Regions from separate parts of the Homo sapiens genome. Here region 1 is linked to region 2. Evidence: chromatin contacts called from ENCODE Hi-C data. All regions are on one chromosome and are shown on one strand. The core of a region is the stretch at or near the end of the contact, and the rest is flanking DNA. Distances in the headings are between cores, read along the strand shown. Region 1 overlaps PLPP3 (phospholipid phosphatase 3). Region 2 has its middle 200 kb from the start of LINC01755.

Region 1 (4,852 bases), core at 2,232-4,731, 380 kb after region 2:
TCAAATTGGATAGGATAATCAAAATGCACCTCATCAGGTCACTGAGAAGCAAATGTCACAGAGTAAGTAGATATGGTGCCTGGCACACAGAAGGCATCCAAAGTGTGTCAGCATCTTCACCTGCTGCGCAGCTGTGAAGGCTACAGTGCACAGTGCTGGCTTCAAAACAATCCAGTATTTTTCATTTGGAATAAAATGAAGGGATATGAAAAAAATGAACACATACCCAGTTCCTCTAAGCACTTTTATAAAACATCGAAATTACATTTTTAAAATTGTTTCCAGCCCTGGGTAAAATACACAAAGGGAGCAGGAACCTAAATATCTTTGCTAAATTTTCCTTTCTAAGAGCAAAACAAAAAAAAAGATGAAGAATGGAGGGAAGTGCTATTCATGAACACATAAAATCCATGTTTAATGTTGTCATAAGTTGGGGCTCATCTTTCAGCTCTGCATCCTCGGTAATGGGAAGCCAATGTTGGCTTAGTTTAGAGGCCTCTAAACTTAGAAAGGATTGGGGGGAAAAATAAATAAATAAAACAAACTTTCTGCTGTTTTTCCCAATTCCTAATTGTGCTTTTTCAATAAGTTGAAATCAAAATGTTCTTTTTTCAAACAGCTTGTGCTCCTCTGAGCTATGTCTGACCTCTTAGCACCTTCTCGCTCTGAATTCTATCAAAGCGGCTGAAAGCAGGAAGTGCCTTGGCACACACGGACCTCATTCAAGGGGAAAGGCAAGGCAGGGAAACCCACATGTAACTGACAAAGAAAAACAGACCAGCCCTCTGTCTGTCCAGCAGCTGGAGGCAAGCAGGGCACTTCACCTGCATTACCCAACCGTCTCCAGGAAATCAGAGCAGACACGGCCATGAGAAGAGCATGGGAATCAAATCATGGTTCTACTACTGGTTGAAGGAACTCAAACATGCTGCTTATCCTCTCTGGGCCTTGGTCTGTGGATTTGAGAAATGGGGCATGGATTTTATACTTCACAGTGTTGTTATGAAGTCATGCGTCCTCATGGAGCAGAAGTATTTTGCAAAACTCAAAATTATTCTAAATACTTAGGTAATGATGATCCTTAAAGCCCTTCCATCCGTAGAATATAGAGGACTGACATGGTGAACGTTGCAAAAAAATTTATCAGAAGGCTTGGGCTTGAGCAACAGTCCTGCTGTTACGTACATTTTGGCAGTTCACTTTAATTTTCTGAGACTTACTTAGCAATCTTTTCCCACCATAGATTTTCAGAAAACAGTGTTTGTACCCTAAAATGTTATATTTAGGGTGGTGCAAGAGTAAGTGGTTTTTGCCATTTAAGTAATGTAGTCCAGGGGTTTTTGTAACGGCAAAAACCTCAATTACTCTTGCACCAACCTAATACAAGTGTCTTTATCACTTTAAAATTCCAAAATGTGTCCACAATGCTTATCAAGCAGCTATGGCAAATACTATTTTTATTTGAAAAATGGGGGAAAAAACTAGAAAGTAAAATAACTTCTGCTAAGGCAGTGGCAGCGCTCAGAATTAAACCTAACTTTTCTAGCTAACCTCTTTTTCAAGGATTTCACAGTGATGGCATGCCCCTAAACTATTTTGAGGGCTATCATATCAGAAGGGATCGAAGCTGGAACTGAGCACTGCTCAAATCAAAGGGTGGGTACTTACCACCAAATACAGCATAGTGTACATGGAGAAGGAGGCATGGCCAGAGAAGAAGGACTTCCTGCAAGAGCAAGAGAGGGCCATGAAAGGGCCGTATTCACATCCCTGATACACACTTGTCTGTCTGTCTTCCCTCCCTAGACTGTAACCTTGAGAGCAGGCACTAGGCCCTGTTCATTTTTGCATCCTTGGTAGTGCTTTGGACCCATGCCTGGAACATAGCAGGCACCTATGAATTCATGAATAAACAAAAGAATGAATGAATGAATGTACCTACCCATGCTATATCGGAAGTATTGATTTACATATCTGTCTCAATCATCTGACTGTGAGTTCCTCAAGAATAGGAACTATGCCTTATTCACCCATCTAAACCAGGGCCCAGCTAGTAAGTGCTCACTGAACTGCACTGTATGAAAGGGGTCCAGGCTCTGGCCATGCGGAGGTGGTGTCTCACCTGGCTTCCTGGACTTTGCTGTCATCACCTCTGCATCTGTAGTTCTGAATGTAGCCTTCAGAGCAGTTGATCTGGCTGAAATCAGGGTTGCAGACACTCAAGAAGTGAGGACGCAGGCGCCCTATGGACACTTTGGCAATGTCTGTGAAAGACTGGCTGATGGCACAGCCAAAGAGGAAGCAGCCCACTTGCTTATAGAGTGCTGCCACGTAGGGGTTCTGAATCGTCGACCGCGACTTCTTCAGGTAATAGATCCGGTAGAATTCCCCCGTGATGATCTAAAAGGAATCCAACAGGGGAATTAGGCAGTATCAAGATTCATCATCAACACTGATGCCGTAACGGATATTCAACAACACAGGAGAATATTCAGTATTTGCAAAGGAGTGTCCTAATTTTCTATTTATGAAATATACAGACACAAATATGCACAGAAGAAAAGATCAAAGCGCTAATATAGTTGGGTGTTTTAAGCCCCTTTGTAACAACAAAAATATACAACCAAATATATTTATATGTATATATGTGTATGTGTGTGTGTGTGTGTGTGTGTGTGTATCTTTTTTTTTAAGGGAGAGACAAGAACTTAACTATAGAAAAGAAATACTAAATGAAGAATCAACGACAAGGTAAAGGGTAGCTATGATGTCACAGGGTCTGAGCAAATCTCGAGATTCTGAGATTTGGGGTAAAGGATCACCAACAATGACCTGACTCTAGTAAGGGCCTCAGCCTTGTGCTGACATTGGCCATGGTGAGAGTTTCTGTAAGAAGAGCTGGACACACCATGGTTAAGTCCTGGGGAATTCAGACTCTGCCACCAATCTGGTATCCTTCAGCAATAATCTACATCCTCCAAGCTTTGGCCTTCTGCTCCATAAAAGGAGGCTGCTCACCTTTGCAGTTGTTGGTTCAAATAGGATAACATGAATGGGAAATGACCTGGATCACAGAAAGTGATGCTTTTACTTTTTAGAAGCAGAGTGTGATGAATAGAATACCAGTCTAACAACTAAGAAACTTGTAGTACGATGCCCTTCAGTGTTTGTGAATTTCCTCCAGTCAGCCTGTGCTGTCTTCTCTGAGCCTGACGATCCTTCTCAAATCTTTCTTGATTTTCATACTGTATCTATGATATGATGCTTAGAGGAGATTTATCACTACTGAAAATAATCCACCAATTACTGATTACCTATTATATACCAGACATTGCTTTTATATTCTTTATGTCACGAAATCCTGATGCTCAAGATAGATATAGTGACATCATTTACATTAAGGATGGGGGACAGCTGATGTTCTGTAAGGTAAATGCCTATGATGTGCACAACCACACACCCTGCTGCCTTTGTCTTAACTCCACAGCCCAGCCATGGCCACTTCCTGCTTGTAACCACAGCCCAGAGACAGTGATGGTCAACTCATCACTCACCACAAAAGTCCCTTCACACTTCCTCCCAGGGCAGGATGATGAGTTACACTTGCCCTTTCAGAGGGAAGAGAGCATGTGCACAGCCACAAGGGAAGCAATAGTCTGGCATATCCGGACACTCCTTTGCAAAGGCTCCCAATATTCTTTTACAGTGGAGGAAAGCATCAAGGCATGAGGTCTGATCAAGGTCCTCAAGGGCTCCAAAGTCTGGGGGAGGACGACCACGTAGGAAGGAAACACCAGCTGGGCCCAGGGACAAACAGGTGCAGCAGTGAGAACAGCTATTATCACTGCCAACATTGACACAGTGACTCTGTGTTCATAAATGCTTTATATATAAGAGCTACATTTTGTTTTCCCAGAACATATTGAGTACAATTCTGTATTAGAGGAACATAGGCAAAGGCCACTCTAGCCAGCATCTTGGCATAGCCGTTTCCTGAGAGAGCAAAACTAGTATGGGACCCTGCATAGATGCTCAAAGACTATCAGTTGAAGGAACAAATGAAGGAAAGGGAGCAGGACGGTAGTCCTCAGAGTTGCCTTATTACAAAATTGGAAGTATCCCCTCAACATTACCAAGAATGCTTTGATAACACGTTGCAGAGATTAAACTCCAGGAAGCATGGCAAGTCATTAATGAAAGGGACCATTATATTTAGAAGAAACTTAGGTCCAAATTAGCTCCCATCTAAAGATTAAACCCAGGTGCACTGACTCCCTGCCCAGCATTCTTTCCTACCATTCATGATCTAATTCCCCTTTTGAACCTGTTTATACATTTACCCTATGTAACCTCACAGGCAAACAAGTTCCAGATGTTTATTACCACAATCATGTTCTCTTAATCTTTTTTATTCTTCCTTATTTATAAGTCATATGAGATTTTTTATGCAGGAGGAAGAGCACTGAACTAGGAGTCAAGTAGCCGAGGTTCAAGTCCCTACTTGTTTAGTGAATTTGGGATAAATTGGTTTCTGCATTTGCAAAACGAGGGTGCTAGACTCTGATTTATGACTTCATAACTGCAATGACATTTATTCTCAACTTTCCTGGGCTACGTCCACCATCCACCACTAGCCTGCCAACCAAGCACAGGTAATAAGCAATGGCAGAGGAAAGTTACTTGCTCAGAGATGACACCAGAAGCAGGGAGCAGAACCAAGGCCCCAGATAAAATCCCTGACCTCAGATTGCTCTCTGGTTCCCTGAACCAGACACTGCTACAGATTAAGGAACTGTTTCTAAGCAGGTGTGGCCTGAGGATCAGTCAACACGATTTCCTGTTTGATGCTGAG
Region 2 (4,325 bases), core at 346-2,845:
GATTCAAAAGGCAGGTAAGGCCAAGAGACTCTGAGGTGGGACATAAGATGTGTCTGATCCATTCTTCAACATGACTCACTACTCCCATGCACCGTCATCGAAAGGAAACCTTTCTGGCTTGGAAGAGCTGGTGTATCAGTTGAGATTCATTAAGCTTAAAGAAGCAGAAAACCTAAATGAAACTGGCTAAGATAATGAGGAAAGAAGGGAAGTTATTGGCTTACATGCCTACGAGTCCAGAAGGTCAGCAGGTTTCAGATTTGACGGCTCCACTGTCCTGAAGTTCTTTTGACTCAGTCTTTCTCCACAGGCCAACTTTCTATTCAGGCTATCACTAAAATGGCTGCAGCAACTCTAGGCCATTAGTGCACACATGACCACATTCCAATATCCAGAGGAAGACAGAAACTATCTCTTCATTTGCTTCTTTCTTACAAATGAAGAAACGTTTCCTAAAGGGTGCCTCAGCCAACATCCCCTTGCAGCTCTCATTGCCCAAGCTGGGTGATACATTCATTCCTTAACAATCCTCATTACAGGGATTCTAAACACTTTGATTGGCTGGGGCCTGGGCTCCTGAACCAATCACTGTGAAGAAAGATGGATCACCATGACTGCTTAACCCAATGGGGACCCACCTCCTGCACTGGGGTAATCCTCAAACTGCATGACAACCACAAAATGCAAGGGGGTGGGGAGGTGGACTTGGTGTTAAAGAGAAAACCACACTGTCGACAAGAGCCAGACTTCAAAAGCATCTAAAGAAACAAAGACAAAGCTGCCATCATCATTTGTTAGTAGACAGTTGTCATGGAGTGGGGATTGACTCACTTTAAGCAAAGTAGGTTTCAGCCAGTCTGTGTAGTTCTCCATGACTCTTACTGTTTCTTTCACTGGGACTCTCTATTCCCCATCCCTGCCTTTGATAGTGCATCTCATCCCTAAGCTTATTCCAAAAGCCTTCCTTGTTGTTTCACAGCCAGAAAACACAGGCTGAGTGATATATAAAAGCTTTGGAATTAGTAGCAATTTTAGAAATCTAGATCAGGGTTTTTCAAACTCCATGGCTCTGGAGAGCTCTCTCAGTTGTGAAACTTGTAGGGCTGAAAAGAAGAGCTAAGTAGTCGAGGCTCTAGGCCTCCTAAACCCCCCAACCAAAGCAGCTGTAAATTCATTTATTTTGCGTAGCTATATAGCTTTATTCAAGATTAATTTTTATTCAGGGGATTAAAAATCAAATCCCCTTATTATAAAAATGAGAAAACTGAAGCTCAAAGAGAGGGGTGGAAGCGTGTGTTGAAGGTCATGGTGCTTATCTGTACCTCCTCCTCAGGACACCTATGCTAACATTTGAAAAGTTTCACCTGTGCCTCATGAGCCCTCTCTTCTCCAGAATCAGTGGCCCCAGCTTCTTCAAATCTCACTCCAGTGAAGAGATTCTAAGCCATCTCACCAATTCATTGTTCAACTCCTTGTTAAAATCACTTCACTTCAAGTGTAGTGCCAAGAAATAATCATGATGAGTCAAATGCATCTGAGCAGCAGAGAGAAGAGCAGGACTGCCCTATGTCCCATCAGAATGTTGCACTCTTAATAATATAGCCAGGGATCACATTAGCTAGTTGGCAGGCACAGAACACCATTGCCTCATACTGTCCGTTAAAACTCTTAAGATGTTTTTACAAGCTGCTGCAAAGACTGTTCTCCTCATCCTGTTCCTATCCTCTTGTTTACTTAGACTCAATTGCAGGGTTTAACATGTATTTCATTTATTCTAAAATTCCACAATTCTAAGTGCCCACCGTGTGCATTTCTGGGCATTCCATGAGCACATGGAGAATTCTAGGACAGGAGGAGCAAATTCAGCTACCTTGAGGAGCCAGGCAGGTAGGGACAGAAGTCATATAAATAAATGAAGATGGCCAGGTATAGTTCAAATTTGTGAGCTATGAAGTCTGGTTAAAGGAGAACTAGGCCTCATCTAAAGAAATAGCTTTATTCAGCCTCAGCTAGCCATTGCCATGCAAGAATCAAGTCCAGAGTTGCTAGATCTTATGATTTAAAAAAAAAAAAATCTGGAAATGTGGATGTTGATTGGAAATATCCAGTCTTTTAAATGTTGGCCACTAACTCTCAAAGTTCTAATACACTCTATTGGCCAAACAAAACACATCTGCAGGCTGAGTTCAGGCCATGAACTTCAAATTTACAAACTTTGCCCTGTGAGGATGAGGGAGTTGGGCAGCACTAGTTAATGAGACAAAAGTATAAAAATGACTCGTGTTATCTTGGAATTAATAGCACAACATTTATTTTTAATATTACCCTATTAATCATACGCTTGAACTTTTTAAAGCTGGAAAGAATCTCTGGGATTATATTGTTTAATCCTCTTGTTTTATAAAAAAGGAATCTATGATTCACAGAGGAGAAATGAGTTGGATTTTAATTAAATGAATCCAAATGAATTCATGAAATGAATAAAAAAATTCAAGTTCTTAGAAATTGAGGAGATAATTGGTACATTAGCTCCTCAAACCTTAGTCCATGGTTTCTCAATCTAAGCATTATTGACATTTTGGACTGGATAATTCTTTGTTGTGTGTGTGGGTGGGGTGGAGGGGGAAGAGTTGTTTTGTGCATTGTGGGATGTTTAGTACCATCCGTGGGCTCTACCTACTAGAAGTCAATAGCACACTCCTGCAAGTTATCAGTGGCAAATGAAGGCAAGAATGTTTTTAGATATTACAAAGTGTCCCTGAGGGACAAAATTGCCACTGCCCTTGAAAATCACTATACCCTCTTCCAATCCCTTTGTCTTATGGTTGAGAGGACTCAGAAAACTCGAGAGCTTTCCTCAAAGTCACATGGGGAATTATTGGCATTGCTGGTACCAACACTTGAATCTCATCTTAACTCCTTCTAGAGTGCCCTATTAACAAAAGCCTGCAAATATGAGCCACAATTTGATCAGTAAGTTTTGTAAAACTGCATATTTTAAATTAAGAGGCAGCATGGCATAATGGTGAAAAGCATGGATTCCATGACTGACAAATCTGCATTTGGTTCTCAGCTCTTCTACTTACTTGCTTTGTGACATTGACCAAATTAACCTCTCTGAATGTTTGTTTACCACCTCACCTGAAAAATGAGTGGTAAAATGTATATAGTGCTTGTCACAAGATAGGGATTCATCAAATGGAAGTTGTTGTTATTATTATTATTATTATTACTATTATTTAACTGGACCTGGAGTCAGTAAACTGTAGCCCACAAACTGAATTTGGCCTGCCTGTTTTTGAATAGCCTGTGAGCTAAGAAGTTTTACATTTTTAAACGGTTAAAAAATTTTAAAATAACAATGCCATTTTATGGTACATGAAAGTCATGTGAAATTCAAAGATCAGGGCTCATAACTAAAGTTTTATTGGAACACAGCCACGTATTCATATGCACGTAGTCCATGGTTGCTTTCATGTAAAAGCAGCAGAGTCAAGTTGTTGCAACAGAGATCAGCTGATGGGCAAAGACTAAAATATTTATTGCCTGGCCCTTTACAGAAAGATTACCAGTCTCTTAACTAAACCTGTAATCTCCAAGTAGAAAAGCAGGCAACCACAATTTGTGCAGAGCCCTCTGGTGTGCAGGAGGTAACATAGCAAAATAATTCATTTTTCCTTCTGATGCCCCTTGCAGTTCTAGCATCTATAACCATTGTATTTTACTCTGCTCACTTGAGACATTTCTTAGCATCTGTGTATATCCAGTATTTTCAGAAAACATAGGTTCCCAAGTTATCCGGGAAACATGAAAAAACTTTTTATAGATGTCCTCTCCTGAATAAATCTCATTGTAGAATTGCTACTTAAGGCAATTTTTTTTTCACAATCTGGAATATTTATCAAAAAGAAAGGAAATGGCTTGCTCAGTGTTAAGCCAAGCACATATTTTAAGTGTTGTATGATTTGGACAGGACAATAAAAAGGGATATCCGGTAAAAAGGAAGAATAGATAAGAACTATCTGCCAAAACTAAACTTTAAGAGATGTCGTCATGTTACCTCTTTTTTTAATACCTTGAACATCTTGGTTACAATTTAATCTTACTATAGCCTGAGATTTTAAATGCCAATACATGTTTATAGCCCTAGCCCTGACACTAAGTAGATTTGTGGTCTTCAGAATTCCTTTACAATTCAATACAATACATATATTGATTGTCTAATACATGCCAGGTGCTGTGATGGGCATTGGAAGTATGAAGATAAATTAAACATGGTTTTGCCCTAAAGGATTTCACTGAGGATCTGGTTAAGTCATCAAGCT

What was found. A loop is a pair of places that touch in the nucleus more often than their neighbours do. Pooled maps may share reads with other maps.
Region 1: a loop to region 2 is called in a pooled map, with 3 times the contacts of the local background. The contact joins two enhancer-like sites. A Hi-C loop is called at or near these places in 1 of 168 maps with a recorded cell type or tissue (PC-9), 21 of 37 single-sample maps with no recorded cell type and 4 of 50 pooled maps.

Annotation. Positions count from the first base shown.
Region 1 is chr1:56,522,155-56,527,006 of GRCh38, forward strand. PLPP3 (phospholipid phosphatase 3) reads right to left here. Exons shown (of 6, transcript NM_003713.5): 3 at 2,123-2,400; 4 at 1,669-1,726. Among named protein-coding and RNA genes, the nearest start is that of PLPP3, 55 kb to the right of the region's middle. RefSeq lists an enhancer at 3,577-3,856. Within about 2 kb of position 3,482, at least 7 of the 41 ENCODE cell types and tissues checked have a DNase peak (open chromatin) inside an H3K27ac peak, as active enhancers do.
Region 2 is chr1:56,145,041-56,149,365 of GRCh38, forward strand. No RefSeq gene overlaps it. Among named protein-coding and RNA genes, the nearest start is that of LINC01755, 200 kb to the left of the region's middle. Within about 2 kb of position 1,596, at least 2 of the 41 ENCODE cell types and tissues checked have a DNase peak (open chromatin) inside an H3K27ac peak, as active enhancers do.